Linked DNA regions of Homo sapiens: region 1 is linked to region 2. Evidence: chromatin contacts called from ENCODE Hi-C or POLR2A ChIA-PET data. All regions are on one chromosome and are shown on one strand. The core of a region is the stretch at or near the end of the contact, and the rest is flanking DNA. Distances in the headings are between cores, read along the strand shown.

Evidence for each region. A loop is a pair of places that touch in the nucleus more often than their neighbours do. ChIA-PET counts read pairs that join two places held with the same protein, here RNA polymerase II (POLR2A). Pooled maps may share reads with other maps.
Region 1: a loop to region 2 is called in a map of HCT116, with 9 times the contacts of the local background. The contact joins two enhancer-like sites. A Hi-C loop is called at or near these places in 5 of 168 maps with a recorded cell type or tissue (A673, HCT116, Right ventricle myocardium inferior and 1 more) and 17 of 50 pooled maps. POLR2A ChIA-PET finds 5 or more read pairs at or near these places in 1 of 52 experiments (activated naive CD4-positive, alpha-beta T cell).

Annotation. Positions count from the first base shown.
Region 1 is chr14:91,910,069-91,914,810 of GRCh38, forward strand. All of the region lies in intron 4 of FBLN5 (fibulin 5), which reads right to left. Among named protein-coding and RNA genes, the nearest start is that of FBLN5, 35 kb to the right of the region's middle. Within about 2 kb of position 1,468, at least 3 of the 41 ENCODE cell types and tissues checked have a DNase peak (open chromatin) inside an H3K27ac peak, as active enhancers do.
Region 2 is chr14:91,321,192-91,325,747 of GRCh38, forward strand. It overlaps CCDC88C (coiled-coil domain containing 88C), which reads right to left. Exons shown (of 30, transcript NM_001080414.4): 12 at 3,588-3,732; 13 at 1-113. Among named protein-coding and RNA genes, the nearest start is that of GPR68, 79 kb to the left of the region's middle. Within about 2 kb of position 2,605, at least 33 of the 41 ENCODE cell types and tissues checked have a DNase peak (open chromatin) inside an H3K27ac peak, as active enhancers do.

The DNA.
Region 1 (4,742 bases), core at 218-2,717, 590 kb after region 2:
ACACCTATGTTCATAGCAGCATTATTCACAATAGCCAGGAGGTGGAAGCAACCCAAATGTCTATTAGCCGTTGAATGAATACCCAAAATGTGGTACATTCACATGAGGGAATATTGTTCAGCCTTAAAAAGGAAGGAAACTCTAGCACGTGCTACAACATGAATGAAGCTTGGGGACAGTATGCTAAGTGAAACACGCCACTCACAAAAAGACAAATACTGTATGAGTCCACTTATATGATATATTTAAAGAGGTCAAATTCATAGAAACAGAAAGTAGAATGGTGGTTATCACGGGCTAGAGAGAAGGGGAAAGAGAGAAAGTTGCTTAATAGATACGGAGTTTTTGTTTGGCAAGATGAAAAAGTTCTGCGGCACAACAATGTAAATACACTTCACACTACCGCGCTGTGCACTTGAAAACGGTCAAGATAATACATTTCTTGTTACGCATTTTTACTACAATAAAAAAGTGAATATCTGTAAATCAAAACATATTTCTTCATTGATTGCATTCTAAGTTCTATAAACTGTTCCCACTGAAAGAAATAATCGATCTGTGATCAAAAACAAAACCCCATAAAGAAAAGTCCAGCAGCCATCCTGTGCTCCTGAGAAACTTAACTCCACCCCAACAGCCCACATCTCTTCTGTAACCCCATCTCCACAGAGGAATTAAAATTCAAGCATCACGGAATCAGGGTAGAGTGCTGGGGAGAAAGGGATGGCGGGGAGAAAGATGAAGGTAGAGAAGGGGAGGCAGGGAAGGAAAGAAGCAGGAACAAAGAGGTCTGGACTATGACGTGGGCATCTTGAGCCTCTAGTAACTCGATTCAAAGGACAACACAGGCAAGTGGGAACACCAGCTTTGGGGTCGGATCTGGTTCAAATTCTGCTGCCCTCATTTTTTTAGCTTTGTAATTTTTTTTTTTTTAATACAGAGTCTCACTCTGTCACCCAGGCTGGAGTGCAGCGGCACGATCTCAGCTCACTGCAACCTCCACCTCCTGGGTTCAAGTGATTCTCCCGCCTCAGCTTCCCAAGTGGCTGAGAATACAGGTGCATGCCACCATGCCCAGCTAATTTTTGTATTTTTAGTAGAGACGGGCTTTTCACCAGGTTGGCCAGGCTGGTCACAAACTCCAGACCTCCAGTGATCCGCCCACCTCAGCCTCCCAAAGTGCTGGGATTACAGGCGTGAGCCACCACGCCTGGCCAGCTTTGTAATTTTAAACAAGTTTTTTGGTTGGTTGTTTACTTGCCCCTAAAAACCTTCGTTTCCTCGTTTGTGAAAGGAGTTGATAATGATGGTAGTTAATTCATGGGGTTTTGTGAGAATCACACATAACTAAAGCTCTTTACACAGTACCAGGCACAGAATTGGCCCTCAGTCAAGACTGGCAATAGCTTCATCTCAAGAAGTAGGAGGAGGAAGAAGAGGAAGAGAAGGGAGTGTGAGGGCGGGGAGCCCACCTCCTAAAAGAAAAAATAAAGAAGGAACTGAAAGTCAGGTTCTAGTCCGGAACCTTCCACTAGCTCCGCAGTGGCCTTCCAGCAAGTCTTTCTCAGCTCGTTTGAGAAAATAAGGCCTCTGAGGTCTCTTCTATCTGGAAAGGTTGGTGAATCCAAATGCTCTGGGGCCCAGTTGAGCTCCCTGCCCTCACTACTCACTGCCTAAACCTCTTACCTCTGCAGGGCTAAGGAGGCCCTCTGGAGGATGCAAAAGGAAAAGACGGAAAAAAAAAAAAAACGGCTGGGAGATGCCCACGCTGTGCCTCGGCACACAAAATGAGGGCATGACCTTGTAGACCTATTAGCAAGTAGGAAGAAAACTTGCTAAGAGGGTAACCTGAAAGCGGAAGACCTCCTCATCTGATGTTACTTTAAAAAGCATTTAGGAGCACAATTATTTATTTTCCAGTTTGTCTCATGTCATATGAATATTACACTGTGCATCATTGTTACATTGTATACATATTAGTTTAATGCACAAACATTGTTATAAATGTTGTTGTACTATCTAAATGTTATAATGTATAAACACTGCCATATTTCCTGAGATTTGCTCTAAAATAAGGAAGTTCTAACATTTCCCTTTGGACCTCTTTCAAGACTTTTTAAGTAGGCATCTTCAAAAGGCCCTTCGGGGCTGGGTATGGTGACTCATGCCTGTAATCCCAACACTTTGGAAGGTTAAGGTGTGAGGATCACGTGAGGCCAGGAGTTAGAGACCAGCCTGAGCAACATAGCGAGACCCTGTCTCTACAAAAAATAAAAAATAGAAAAATTAGCTGGGCAGGACGTGGTGGCCCACACCTGTAATCCTAGCATTTATGGGAGACCGAGGTGGGCAGATCACTTGAGGTCAGGAGTTCAAGACCAGCCTGGCCAACGTGGTGAAACCCTGTATCTACTAAAAATACAAAAATTAGCCAGGCGTGGTGGCACACACCTGTAATCTCAGCTACTTGGGAGGCTGAGGCAGGAGAATCAATTGAACCCAGGAGGCGGAGGTTGCAGTGAGTCGAGATTGTGCCACTGCACTCCAGCCTGGGTGACAGAGCTAGACGATATCTCAAAGAAAAGAAAAAAATTAGCTGGGCATAGTGGTGTGCACCCGTGGTCCCAGCTACTCGGGAGGCTAAGGTTGGAGGATCGCTTGAGCCCGGGAAATCGAGGCTGCCATGAGCCATGTTTGTACCATTGCACTCCAGCCTGGGTGACAGAGTGAGACTCTGACTCAAAAAAAAAAAAAAAAAGCAGTTCTTAGGGGCTCAGGAAAAGACTGAGACACTTTTCTTCTTTAATATGCTAAAGAGGTTGTTGATCCAAAAAGCAGAAAATGTACTCATCAAAATAAGAGCTGTTCACTCATCCATCCATTCATCCATTCATTCATTTAACCAATATGTATTAACCAATGTGTATTAACTCAATATGTACTCCATATTGAGTAGTGCAGAATGGATTCGTATTTTTCATTATTTGTCTTCAAACGCCCTTTTACAAGTATAATTCAATCACAAGTTTTTATCTACCTCTATTCCCTTAGGGAAGTCTAAGGTGTTACTACCCTGTCATTATAAGTGATAAAAATGAGGTGGAGATGGTTCGTGTACAGAACAAAAAATACACATCACGAACCCAACCAGCCCCTCCACTAACTAGCTTTATGTCCATTTCCCCATTTTTAAAATGGGAATATCATGCCTGAATATTTTGGAGGATTCAATGAGATAAGAGATTCCACTAGAGGAAATGCCACCTAAAATGTATTAATAGAGCCTATTACTATTAAAGAAGAAATGCATTTCTCTGGGTCATATAAGAAATAAGAGGGAGAACCGTTACCTAAATCTATTATGTATGAGACTGGGTGTGATGGTCTCACACTGCCAGTTTTACTATCCTCTCACTCACCCACTCAGTGCCTGTTTTCCAGGCCAAAGGAGGAAAGGAGTGAGCAGCATAGAAGACAATTTTGAGGGGCCATTATATTTCCAGTGCCCATTTGTGGAGTTATTTTGGAATATCAAGTAGCTGGAAGGATTGGACAATTTGAGCAGAGATAATTCTTCTAACGCCTGGTCAATAGATGTTCACTCAACTATCATTCAATTATATCAGCAAATACTTACTAAATGACATCTACATTCTTGGCATTGTGCTAGGCATTGTGGATACCAAAGTGAATAAATCATGAAGACCCTATGTCCTGATGACAACGCAATTAAGTTATAAATCAATAACAAAAAGATAATTTAAATCCCCATAAATGTGTAACATTCAGAAACTCACCACTAAATAAATCATGGATAACAAGAAGTGATTACAGGGAAAATTAAAAATTCTTACAACTTAATAGCAATAAATACCATACATCCAAACTTATAGGTCACACCAAAAAATATGTAGTCTTAAGTGCTGACTTAATGAAAGAAGAAAGGCTTACAGTTAATGAGCTAAGCAACCAGCTTAAGAAATTAGAAAAGGGGCCATGCACAGTTGCTCATATCTGTAATCCTAGCACTTTGGGAGGCCAAGGCAGGCAGATCACTTGAGCTCAAGAGTTCGAGACCAGCCTGAGAAACATGGCGAGGCCCTGCCTCTACATAAAATACAAATATTAGCTGGGCGCAGTAGCTCATGCCTGTAATCCCAGCACTTTGGGAGGCCGAGGCAGGCAGATCACGAGGTCAGGAGATCGAGACCATCCTGGCTAACACAGTGAAACCCTGTCTCTACAAAAATACAAAAAAATTTAGCCGAGCGTGGTGGCAGGCGCCTGTAGTCCCAGCTACTCAGGAGGCTGAGGCAGGAGAATGGCATGAACCCAGGAGGCGGAGCTTGCAGTGAGCCGAGATCATGCCACTGCACTCCAGCCTGGGCGACAGAGTGAGACTCTGTCTCAAAAAAAAAAAAAAAAAAAAAAAACAACAAATATTAGCTGGGCAGTATAGTACATACCTGTGGTCCCAGATACTTGAGGCCCAGGAGATCAAAGCTGCAGTGAACCATGATCATGCCACTGCATACAGCCTAGGCAACAGAATGAGACTCTCGAAAAAATAAAAAAAGAAAAAAATTTAAACAGAAACAAATCCAAAACATAGAAAGAAAAGAATAAAAAACAGGAATTGATGAAATAAAAGCAAAAGGAAAAGAAAGAGATCGGGGAGAGCAACAAAGCAAAATATTTCTTTTTGAAAACAGCAAACTGATATGACTCTGGCAATATCTGTG
Region 2 (4,556 bases), core at 1,355-3,854:
CGCGTCCCGCAGCCCCTGGATGGTGCTCTGGAGGCTCTGATTCTCCTTCTCCAGCTTCAGGATGCGGCTGGACGCACATTCGTTCAGCTCAAACACAAACGACTTCCTGGAGGCTGAAGACAAAGTCCAGTCAGAGCCCAGTGGTCTGTGGGCCTCCACTTCCACTCTCTGCCCCAAGCTCCGAGATGGTCATCAGTCCCGGAGTCCAGGGTCTAAGGGGCTGGGGAGGAGCTCCCACAGGTCAGCTGGGGACCCTTCCTCCTGCCCCTCCACTCCCAGTGCCCGAGGGCTCCTCTGCAGGCTTTGCTGGGGTCTGTCAGGGCAGCAATCCAGGGCTCAAGAAGGCGGCAGGTTACAGTCCAGGAGCCAATGCAAGGGCTGTGTCACTTCTGGGAACCATCTGGCTATCAGGCTGCTATCCTAACTGTCCAATCAAGGATTTTAGAGGCTAACAGAGATGACACACAGGTGACATTTTCCATACCCCCCAGAGCATAATGGACATCTCGGCTGCTCAGCAGGCAGGGGCACGTAACTGACCACTCCCGTTGGCCATGGGTGGTAGAAAGCTACACTGGAACATGTGTCGGGCACTTGTCAGCCTGGATGAGATGCTATGCAGAGATTTCTTTCTGTGACTTCACAATTATGTTGAAGAAAACTGTGATAGTGTATGCAAATTACTTTTAAAATTCTAAATGAGATGAAAAATAAGCTAAAAATAGTAAAAGGCAGACTATCTACTCTGCTTTTAAACAGCTCAGGTGCAAATGGAGAAGGGAAGAGTCTTGAGTCAGGAATGGGAGTTCCTGGCCCCCTCCTGCCACAAGCAGGTGCATGATTTTAGGTAAGTCATGGGGTTGTTTTGGGGAGGGGAAAAAAAAAGGTATGCAAAAGCCCTCTTAAGAAAGGAGCCCGGTTCTTCCCCCCTTCATTTACCCAACCCAGTGCCACGTCCTCATCTCTTGGGGCCTTTCCACACTGTTGCTAATACAGCGATTCCTCCCCCTACCTCTTCACCCCAGGGGCTGTGGGTACAGGGGGGTGATGGCTTTCACAGCAAACACATAAATCTGGAAATGTGTGTGGTTCAGATTCCCCGGGTGATCATAAAGACTGAACAGCATCTCGTTTCCCTCTGAGTCTTCATCCTCTACCAAGGATAACGACATGGACCACCCAACAGGCCAGAACGCCCTAAAGACCCAAACCAACAGCAGGCGAGAAGTGGAGGGGATGGTGTGTACCTGGCCCCAGCCCAGCACTGACACACACATAAACACACACACACTCCACATACAAGGACGCTTGGAGGGCTCCATCCCAAATAAGCTGTAAATGAAACTAACCTAACTTCAACACCAAGCCTCAAATAAGACTCCATTATTTCAAAACCTGTGGTCATCTGGACAGTGTCTCTGCAGAATTCATGGGGGTGAACCCATTTTTAAAATTACAGAAAAATATATTTAAAAAGTACCATTTTAGCCATTTTAAAGTGTTTGGATCTGTGGCATTAGGTACAAGCACACTTTTCTGCAACCATCACCACCATCCCTTTTCACCTTCCCAAACTGACCACAGAGATTAATTTTTAAGGTTCTGTGAGTTAAACAATGGAATCGATGTTTCATTTCCTCTTCCATTAAAGTCAGTGCCTTGAAGACTATTAAAACGACACAATGGTTTACTACTAAAACGCCAGTGTTTCTCTTTTTTTTTTTTTTTTTTTGAGACAGAATCTCACTCTCTCACCCAGGCTGGAGTGCAGTGGTGTGATCTTGGCTCGCTGCAACCTCCACCTCTCAGGTTCAAGCGATTCTCCGGCCTCAGCCTCCTGAGTAGCTGGGATTACAGGTGTGCACCACCACGCCTGACTAATTTTTGTACTTTTAGTAGAGGCGGGGTTTCTCCATGTTGGCCAGGCTGGTCTTGAACTCCTGACCTCAAGTGATCTGCCCGCCTTAATCTCCCAAAGTGCTGGGAATACAGGCATGAGCCACTTTGCCCGGCCCAGTGTTTCTTTACTAGTGCAAATCTCGTCAGCACCCCCCAGCAACCAGAGTAACTGGGTATGTCTTAGTAAGACAGACAAGAAGAGCTGCCCTCTACAGAACACACCAAGGGCCAGAGCCGGGGTTCCTGCTTCACTGTTTTCTCTCACTCATCCTCACAGTCATCTTGTGAGGCAGGTTCATTACCCCTATTTTGCAGGTAAGGAAACTAAAGTTTTAAGAGGTTAAGTACTTGCCCTAGGTCACCCAGCTAACCAGCAGAGAAGCCAAGGCTTTATGCCAGGTCTTTCTGGCTCTCGAAGCCACTGCCCCATACACTCAGGCTTTGCTTGCACGATGCCATCATTCTAGCAAACACTAGAATGATGCCAGCTCCTAGCTAGGCACTAGGAGTTGACAACACTAAGAATAAATCACGGTATTAACTTTAAAGAGCTCACACATTATAGAAAATGGTCTAAATCGGTGAGGCCTTCTCACCAGCCACCATGGTCTCTAACAAATATTTAGTTGATGAGAGACCATCCTAGCTGCTTGTACCACCTCTCTGCTCCACCAGGGGGCGCCCCCAACTTGGACTTCCAGAGGCAAGGGATTTGGGGGAACCCCCTTGTGCAGCCCTCAGGCCCCAGAACTACGCACAGATATCAAAGCACAGACAGCTAACTTCTCACACAGATTCACAGTGAAACTGGTTTTAGGTTCGGAACTGATAGGAACCCCCAAATGCAAGAAATATTCACCTGTTTCCAATAACCTTTCCAGAATGCTTAGATGTCTATCAGAATTTTTTAAAGCCACCCACTAAACAAGCCAAAAGCCCCATCACACCCTGGAAAGTCTAAGTAACTATGAACTTGCACGATCACGTGCACGGGAACGGTGAGCGTGTGCTATTTTCAAACACAGGAACTGGCTCATTGTTTGCCGGGGCTGAGGCTTCCTGCGCAGGGGGCTGAGTGCGGCCCCGCCCACGCTTCCCATGACCGACACCTCCTCTCGGGGCGCGGGGCAGTGGGCAGCAGAGCAAGCCCAGGAGGGAAGAGGGAAAGGGAGAGGCCTGGCAGAGGCGCTAAGAACCTGGGTCTCCGGGGCAGCAGCCACTCAGCACCCTCCCCACCCAGGAGAGAGAAAACAGGCTGCCTCCATCTTGCCCAATTATGCAAATGAATGGAGGAAATGACGCCCTGGGTACATTTATAGCAGGGATTCGTGGCCACTGGTGATGGCTCCTGCCATCCAGGGCTTTCAGCCATCCACAGATGGCCTCAGAGAGCCTCTGGGTGTCAGTGCACTATAATCTGGAAGCTCCCGGGAATGTCCATATGGGAATTCGGAAAACTGGCAACACTTAATTTGTGTTTTGCGTCCTGACATCAAGGCTGCCAGACCCCTCGTGTCTTCCCTGGGGAGAACTGTAATGAAACAGTTCCAAGTGGAGCTTGAAGGAAATCATGTTTGCCTGGGATGAATGGATGGGCTAACATGGCAGATTCAGAGCCCAGGACTCAGCTCCCTGGAGGCAGCGGCGGCCACGGCCAGGCTGGCTCCCCGGCACCAGGCGCTACCTACCGTCTGACAAGTCTGCGTTCTTGGACAGCTGCTCCAGCTCCCAGCCAAGGTGGGCAGATTCGTTCATGCTCTGCTTCTGTGCAATCTCAAGGACCATGTTTTCTTCCAGCAGCTCCTCAATTCGTTTCTTATCTGTGTCCCGGTCCTGGGGCAAGCAAGAAGAGGCAAGAAGTGAGGCTGCACAGCTGGAGATCCCCCTGGACAAGCCTCAGCCCCTGTATAGCTACCGTCATGTGCTGTGGATGAAGATGTACTGGCTCACTTCCAAATAAACAGAGCTGCACAGAAACATCCCAACACAGGGCCCTGCTATGAGAGGGAAAGCCACTCAAAGGTACCCTGACCTGGCTACCTAGGTTATGAAGACAGACCCGGCCGGGGTCCCTAACTGAATGCTGTCTGAACAAAGTGACATACTGCACAGGGCTTTAAAGCAAGTGTGCAGTGATGGGCAGCTCTGTGGCTCTAGCGAAGCCCTAACAGGCCTCTAAAGCTGTTAACAGGCTAACAAATCACAGCTCACCCCACACCATCAACACTGGCAAAGACCCTTCTTCCAAGACACACACACACACTCATTCCTACAGAAAAGCAATACAGAAGTCAAGTGCTCTGTTTGTGGGTGTTAAGTGGCACCCGCTCAAGCCTGCTGATTTTAGCAAGCTACTCCCCGCAGTCAACAAGTCATTCGTGGTAGCAGTGGCAGCAGCAACGGCAGTAGCAGCAACAAACCCAGTAGCTAAACTATCAGAGAAGGGCACGCCATAAACCTGAACCTGCCCCAATCGGTTTTCTTTTCTTTCTTTCTTTTTTTCTGAGACAAGGTCTTGCTCTATCACCCAGGCTGGAATGCAATGGTGTGATCACGGCTCACTGCAGCCTCAACCTCCCAGGCTCAAGCAACCCTCCTGCCTCAGTCTCTCCCAAGTAGATGGAACTACAGGCTCACACCACCATGCCCAATTATTT